2 separate regions of the Homo sapiens genome follow, and region 1 is linked to region 2. A link is a contact called in ENCODE Hi-C data. All regions are on one chromosome and are shown on one strand. Each heading gives the region's core, a stretch centred on a gene start or an enhancer-like site at or near the end of the contact. The rest is flanking DNA. Distances are from core to core; before and after follow the strand shown. Region 1 overlaps CC2D2B (coiled-coil and C2 domain containing 2B). Region 2 overlaps SORBS1 (sorbin and SH3 domain containing 1).

Region 1 (4,121 bases), core at 1,549-4,048, 560 kb after region 2:
GAACATAAATTGTGAAGATTTCATGGACATTTATTAGTTCCCCAAACTAATACTTTTATAATTTCTTACGCCTGTCTTTACTGCAATCTCTTAACATAAATTGTGAAGATTTCATGGACACTTATCACTTCCCCAATCAATATTCTTGTGATTTCCTATGCCTGTCTTTACTTTAATCTCTTAATCCTGTCATCTTCATAAGCTGAGGATGAATGTCGCCCTAGGACCCTGTGATGATTGTGTTAACTGCACAAATTGTTTAAACAATATGAAATCTGGGCACCTTGAAAAAAGAACAGGATAACAGCAATGTTCAGGGAACAAGGGAGATAACCATTAGGTCTGGCTGCCTGAGAGCCAGGCAGAACAGAGCCATATTTCTCTTCTGTCAAAAGCAAATAGGAGAAATATCACTGAATTCTTTTTCTCAGCAAGGAACAGCCCTGAGAAAGAGAATGTGTGCCTAGGGGTAGGCTTCTAAAATGGCCGCTCTAGGGATGTCTGTCTTTTACAGTTGTGGATACAGGATGAAATAAGCCCCGGTCTCCCGTAGCGCTCCCAGGCTTATTAGGACAAGGAAATTCCCGCCTAATAAATTTTGGTCAGACCGGTTGTCTGCTCTCAAACCCTGTCTCCTGATAAGATGTTATCAATGACAATGCGTGCCCAAAACTTCATTAGCAATTTTAATTTCGCCCCGGCCCTGTAATCTCACCCTGCCTCCATTTGCCTTGTGATATTTTATTACTTTGTGAAGCATGTGACCTCTGTGACCCACACCCTATTCGTACACTCCCTACCTTTTTGAAAATCACTAATAAAAACTTGCTGGTTTTACGGCTCGGGGGGCATCACGGAACCTGCCAACATGAGATGTCTCCCCCAGACATCCAGCTTTAAAATTTCTCTCTTTTGTACTCTTTCCCTTTATTTCTCAGACCGGCCGACACTTAGGGAAATAGAAAAGAACCTACGTGAAATAACGTTGAATTATTGGGGGCGGGTTCCCCTGATAACAAATCAGTTGGAAAAGAATGAAGGATGCATTAACTGGTTCTGGAATTGTTATTCATACATGTGGAAAGAAATAAAATTAGATTCAGACATCAGAAAAGAAATAAATACCATGTGTAGTGAAGATTACTTGTGAAAAGCAAAACTTGAAATGGGCATTTCAATTTTGGGATACAAAGGTATTTCTTAAATAAGACACGAAAAGTATAAATTATAAAGAACAAGATTAATTAGTTTTTCTTTGAGATGGAGTCTCACTTTGTCGCACAGGCTGGAGTGCAATGGCGTGATCTCGGCTCAGTGCAACCTCCACCTCCTGGGTTCAAGTGATTCTCATTCCTCAGCCTCTGTAGTAGCTGGGGCTACAGGTGTGCGCTGTCATGCCTGGCTAATTTTTGTATTTTTGGTAGAGACAGGGTTTTGTCATGTTGCCCAGACTGGTCTTGAACTCCTAACTTTAAGTGATCCGCCCGCCTCGGCCTCCCACAGTGTTAGGATTACAGGCATGAGCCACAGTGCCTGGCCAGATTAATAAATTTTATAACATTAAAATTAAAAACCTACAGATTAGAAAAGTTATTCCCAACATATATAAAATTAAAATATTAATATCCAGAGTATTGTGTTAACTCCTAAAACTTAATACTTTAAAAGTAAATAAAGTGATATGAGGCCGGGTATGGTGGCTCATGCCTGTAATCCCAGCCCTTTAGGAGGCTGAGGTGGGCAGATCACAAGGTCAGGGTTTCAAGACCAGCCTGACCAACATGGTGAGACCCTCGTCTCTACTAAAAATACAAAAATTAGCCAGGTGTGGCAGCACACACCTGTAATCCCAGCTACTTGGGAGGCTGAGGCAGGAGAATCACTTGAACCCAGGAGGCAGAGGTTGCAGTGAACTGAGATCGTGCCACTGTACTCCAGCCTGGGTGACAGAGTGAGACTCTGTCTCAAAAAAAAAAATGTAAATAACGTGATATGAAATGGCAATATAATATTTTGTTAAATAAAAGTTGTTACTTGCAAAAGAATTAATTTCAGGATTTCTTATGGATAATTAGAAGAACAAGTAACTTACCTTCAGATAATGAGCATGCGTTGTTTCATGGCTGAAGATTCTAAAGTATTTACTTCATTATTTTTGTATAGTCTTTAATAATATCTATAATATAAAATCATTTCCAAGTGCATTGGGGATATATAATACTGAAAATGCATAAATAACAAATGCAAATTTACTTTATTTAGATGAAGCATCCTGACAATCTTATACTGACTATATATGTAATATTAAAATTATTTATTATAGTCAACACACATTAACTACTTAGTATATGCCAGGCACTTTACAGATATTATTTCAATTAAGTCTCACAAACAATCTTGTGACAGAGGCATTATTATTATTACTGAAGAGGAAAGTGGGGTCTGGAGCAGTTAATCAACTTTTCCAAACTGCACAGTTAGTAAATGCCAGGGCCAACTTGAACCTAGGACTGTCTGCCTCCACTGCCCATGCTCTTAACCACGTATTTTGTTTTTAGTGATACAGGGCAAATGCATACATGAAGAATCTTTTCTCAATCCTCTTCACTTTTCTAAAAAATCATTTTCTCAGTCACAAATCTTGTTCTTAATCATTACTCTAATTTAAAAGATGAATGGACTTCAATCTAGACCCAAACAGAATATAGTTAGAAACTGGTTTTTAGCCTATCCTCAGTGGGAGAATCTAAAAGAAATGTTTTCTTCTGTCAGTCTCAGAATGTTTCCAGTGTCTTACACATGGACTGAAGTGACTAGTGATATTTATTGCAATGTGTCATATGTGAACTCTTTGTTACATTCAAGAAGTGAAACTAACAATTCTGTATTTAGGAGTATGAAAGTCAGAAAGAGAAGGAGGTATCCGTTTCAGATGTAAATTCTATTACAGCACAAAGGATTAATTCTGCCAATTTTCTGAAAAAGGTAACAACACAGTATTATCAATATATTTGCATTTGTTTTTGTGAAAACTGGTCTGCTAGATCCATGGTATTATAGTCCTTCCAGAGAGTCAGATGGACGAATCCACTCACTCGTCACCTCTTTCAGATCACTGAGGAGTTTTCTGTTCTTTTCAGACCTCTTTTTGAGAGTTAGGTTACTTCATTGACAGTGAACTCATTATTAAAGCACATCCCAACCTTTTCTGTTTAAACATACATTTTAAAGACTTCCCATCTCTTCTTTGACTCTAAAAGTTCACCTTGAGAGATACCCCAGCATTTTGCCAGAACTCATATTTACTGGTGCCTCATGATGTCAAGGACTATAGCAATTCAGGAGATGAAGGGATGAAGGAGCTACCAGAGGCACACAGACAGTATTAGAAAAATAGATACGCTTTGAAACGAAGCCAAATAGTGAATATTTACAAAACACTCTAGCAGAGTCTTAACCAGGTTTGAGTGGAATCCTTCACTGGATTTCATGCCTGATTTCTATCAACCCCTCATCATGCCACTAGACTTAGAAGCTTAGTGCAGGGGCGACATCTACAGATCCTTAGTGCCTAGCATAGTATCTTACACTGAGAAAATGCTGATAAATGTTTGAGAAATTAATGAATTAAAGGATGGGAGTTGAGGTGGTTTCTACAACTCCTACAAAAGTAGACTCTTACCCACCTACATCTTCTTTGCTGTAGAGCACCAGTGCAGCCTTGCAGGGTAATTTGAAAAGAAGCAAGGAAAGCTATGGAAAGAGCTAAGAGATACATTCCAGATCCCTCATGGGGACAGGTGAGAGGCAACCATGTATAGCTAGTAGAGCCCCAGGCAGGTGTCTGAAGACCTGTTCTTACTACCCTGTGTGTCACTGGCAAGTAACCAAATCACTGAGTCCCACTTTATTTTTTACAAAAACGGACAATATTAATGCTTGCTTTGCTTTACATCCAATGTGAGGGGCAAATGAGATCAAACCACAAGTGTTCTTCTAGTTCGTACACCATGACTGTGAGATGGAATGTGGACCGCTGTAGCTCTCCCAGGCATGAGACAGCCCCCTTTATCACTGGCAGCTGTTTTTCCCACTCATCCCCTGCCTCTCTTACTTCTTTA
Region 2 (3,799 bases), core at 540-3,039:
AATCTTTAACAAGCCTCTTGACCTGCAGGAACTAGAATGGTTACTCTTAAAAAGCACTTGCTTTGGGCCTGTGCCAAATGCTTGACATGAAAGAGCTCATTTAGCTGGGTGTGGTGGCTCATGCCTGTAATCCCAGCACTTTGGGAGGCCAAGGCGGGTGGATCATGAGGTCAGGAGTTCAAGACCAGCCTGGCCAACACAGTGAAACCTGGTCTCTACTAAAAATACAAAAAAAATTAGCCGAATGTGGTGGCAGACACCTATAGTCCCAGCTACTTGGGAGGCTGAGGCAAGAGAATTGCTTGAACTCAGGAGGCAGAGGTTGCAGCGAGCCGAGATCATACCACTGTACTCCAGCCTGGGTGACAGAGTGAGACTCCATCTCAAAAAAAAAAAAAAAAAAAAAGAAGAAGAAGAAAGAGCTCATTTAATCTCAACAACTCTGTTATGGTCATCTCCAATTTACAAATAAGGCAACTGAAGCCCTGTAAGGTGGAGTAATTTGTCCATACCGCAAAGACAGTAAGTGGCAGTGCTCAGCCTCAGTAGAGAACTGTGTGAAACCAGAACTATATCATCTCTCCCAGGTGAGGGGGTTGGGACAAGGACTAGAAATAGGGGGCACTGCTGAAATGTGGGTATCAGGGGACCAGGTAGGGACTGGACCTTCCAGTCCAGGCAAATAATCAACAACCTGGACACCTATAGGCATTGAAGAAGGTGGCAAACAGGGAGCAAGTCAGAGAGGAAGCAGGCAGAGCAGCTGGGGGACAAATGCTGTCCCTGGTGAGAAGGGAGGGAGCCAGACGCCATCTGACATTAGCTATCTGCAAAGGCATTGGGAGTAGGAAGCAATCCTTGGCAAGAGCCATCCACTACCTCACACTTGGGCTCCCAGTCCAGACTGGGCTTGGCTGTCTGCAAATACTGCTGAAAACTGTTTTTATGAAGCCAGGGAAGGCCCAGGGGCTCCTAGGCCCCAGGATAGGACAATAGACTGGTATGGGCCAGCAAGTTGTCAGTCCGGAGGGTGACATGGACACTGTCAGAGTCAAGAGCCAGCAGGATGTTAGCCAATAGGTAGCATGGTAAGGGGACAAGATTACCATTTCTGAATTACCTATACTCACATCCTCATTTTTTTTTTCTTTTTGAGATGGAATCTTGCTCTGTCTTCCATGCTGGAATGCAGTGGCATGATCTCACTCACTGCAACTTTCACCTCCCGGGTTCAAGCAATTCTCCTGCCTCAGCCTCCCGAGTAGCTGGGATTACAGGCGTGCAACACCATGCTTGGCTGATTTTTGTATTTTTAGTAGAGACGGGGTTTCACCATGTTGGCCAGGCTGGTCTCGAACTTCTGGCCCCAACTGATCTGCCCACCTCGGCCTCCCAAAGCGCTGGGATTACAGGTGTGAGCCACTGCGCCCGGCTTACTGACATCCTCTTTTAAGCCCACTCCCCAGTGTTAACTTATTCTAGTCTGCGTTGTATACTTAATGAGCACGTGGATTTTTTCTTTGTTTCCTCTACTCAAACCCAGCTTGTTCCTTTTCATCCAAACTGCCCTCCTGTACCATCTTAAATTTATCACCAATCAAAGGGATTCCATTTGTTAGGCTAATTTCCAAACTTCCTAAGGTCGCAGAGCATTCTGGAGCTAGAAAGGCTTGGAAAGCATCTGGCCCAAGTTCCTCATACTTGATATGGGCTCAAAGTCACTAGGACTTACCCACAGCCCGAAAGGAAGATGGCTGACTACAAGTCCACACCTGACTCCTGTTGCAACATACTGCCTTTTGCCCTCACCTAATGCACCTAGAATTGCTCTCTTTTCCTCCTTTCTCATCACAATTCCAAGTGACTCATGCAGCACCTGGCACATAGATAATGCTGAATGAATGTATGCTTATTTGGATTCGATGATCTCAATTTACAAAGATGAACTTACTGTAAGGTGTGAATGACTGATAACTATCCCTTAATTCTTCCGAGTACAGTATTTGCATTTTAAAACAATCTGCTGATGGTTTGGTGAAAAAGATGTGGTGAAATTTCTTTTCACCAAATTAGCTGGTAGAAATTTGTAAGACACAAAAGTATTCTGGGACAAGAGAGTGTTTCCAAAAGTGCCTCAAATCCACACACGGGGCCGGGCATGGTGGCTTACACCTGTAATCCCAGCACTTTGCCAGGCCGAGGCAGGTGGATCACTTGAGCCTACAAGTTCAACATCAACCTGGGCAACATGGAGAAACTTTGTCTCTACAAAAAATACAAAAATTAGCCAAGTGTGGTGACGTGCACCTCAGCTACTTGGGAGGCTGAGGTGGGAGGACAGATTGAGCCCGGGAGGCCGAGGCTGCAGCAAACCATGATTACATCACTGTACTCCAAGCTGGGCAACAGAGTAAACCCTGTCTCAAAAAAAGAAAACGAAACAGAAAAAAAAACAAATCCACACACGGTACTGGTAGCACAGGCGTACACCTGGTGGGCATTGTGTTCTACGTCAATGCCACACTGTAACCACTAGAGGGAGCTCCAAGCTCCCTCTCCACCACCTCCATTTGCTGCCAGAGGACGGGACAGTTGGTTTGTAAGGTTATTTGACTGGGCCAGGGGACTGCACATTAAAGCCTTTCTCTTTGCATCATCCCTTAGGATTCTCTCTTCTCCAAATGCTCTCTAGCTTGGAAGTGGGTCGTCCCAGTTAGGCTTGGAGAGGCTGGATGAGGTTAGCCTTAGAATAAAATAACTTTGCCTTCTCTCCTCACCCCCACCTTTCCAGCGGGTCAGGAGTCAGGGCTGGGCTCAGGGATGCAGGACCAAGAAGCTACTCTGTTGACTTTTAGGGCTGTGGGCTGCTCGGGCCTGCCCTCAGCCTAAGGACAAAGAAGCCCTCACGGGGACCAACATCACCAGAAAGGGGTTTGTGCTCAAACCCTAGCCTGGCCTCATCCACCAGCATGTGCCCTGGCACCTGTTATGGGTAGCTGGGAAGGAAGAAAATCAGTTTCCAGGATGCTAGGTCTGGCCATTTCCATCCTACATATCATATCTGTCTTATCACAACACACCACTCCCGCTGCACCAGAGGGGTCTGCATACCCTACTGCCTAGCCTCTCTGGTCCCAAGGGAATGGTCCTCCCCTCCATTCCATTTCTCCCTCCCTTTCCTTCAAGAAAGCAAGCTCCCATCCCCTACAGCAGCAGCTCTCAGATGCAGTCCTTGCACTAGCAGCATCAGCATGAACCTGTCAGAAATGTGAACCTTCAGACCCTACCTCAGACCTGCAAGTGGGAACCCTACATTCTAAAACTCCAGGCTGGGGCCCAGCAACCTACCTTTTTACTCCAAGTGATTCTGATGCAGCTAAAGTGTGAAAGTCACTGCCCTACAGAGTGGAGAGGTGCTGTCTCACCCTAAACTAACTGTGCCTGATCTCAAAGTCAGCATTTGCCAACTACCAGAATACTTGGGCTGTGCAAAGTCGTCCCTGGAGAGGCCAAAATAATCTAATCATAATCAAATAGCAGCTAACATCTAACAGTCTATTCCATGCCACCAGGCATGATACACAGCACTTCATACACTTCTTCCTCACAATAATCCTGAGGCAGATGCAATTATCAACCCCATTCTACAGTTCATCAGGGTTGAGAGACAGTGAATAACTCGACCAAAGTTGCACAGCTGACAGGTGGTGGGGACAGGGTGTGCACAGAGATCTACCCGGTTCTGAAGTCCCAGTTCTAAACCTCAATACCTCAGGTTTCCCAAGTGATGGGTTAAGGT

The links. A loop is a pair of places that touch in the nucleus more often than their neighbours do. Pooled maps may share reads with other maps.
Region 1: a loop to region 2 is called in a map of OCI-LY7, with 14 times the contacts of the local background. The contact joins two enhancer-like sites. A Hi-C loop is called at or near these places in 1 of 168 maps with a recorded cell type or tissue (OCI-LY7), 1 of 37 single-sample maps with no recorded cell type and 4 of 50 pooled maps.

What each region holds. Positions count from the first base shown.
Region 1 is chr10:95,985,358-95,989,478 of GRCh38, forward strand. It overlaps CC2D2B (coiled-coil and C2 domain containing 2B), which reads left to right. Exons shown (of 35, transcript NM_001349008.3): 20 at 2,893-2,985. The region is part of intron 2 of ENTPD1-AS1 (ENTPD1 antisense RNA 1); the gene reads right to left. Among named protein-coding and RNA genes, the nearest start is that of CCNJ, 56 kb to the right of the region's middle. Within about 2 kb of position 2,799, at least 2 of the 41 ENCODE cell types and tissues checked have a DNase peak (open chromatin) inside an H3K27ac peak, as active enhancers do.
Region 2 is chr10:95,428,027-95,431,825 of GRCh38, forward strand. All of the region lies in intron 6 of SORBS1 (sorbin and SH3 domain containing 1), which reads right to left. Among named protein-coding and RNA genes, the nearest start is that of SORBS1, 130 kb to the right of the region's middle. RefSeq lists enhancers at 2,244-2,333, 2,445-2,945. Within about 2 kb of position 1,790, at least 9 of the 41 ENCODE cell types and tissues checked have a DNase peak (open chromatin) inside an H3K27ac peak, as active enhancers do.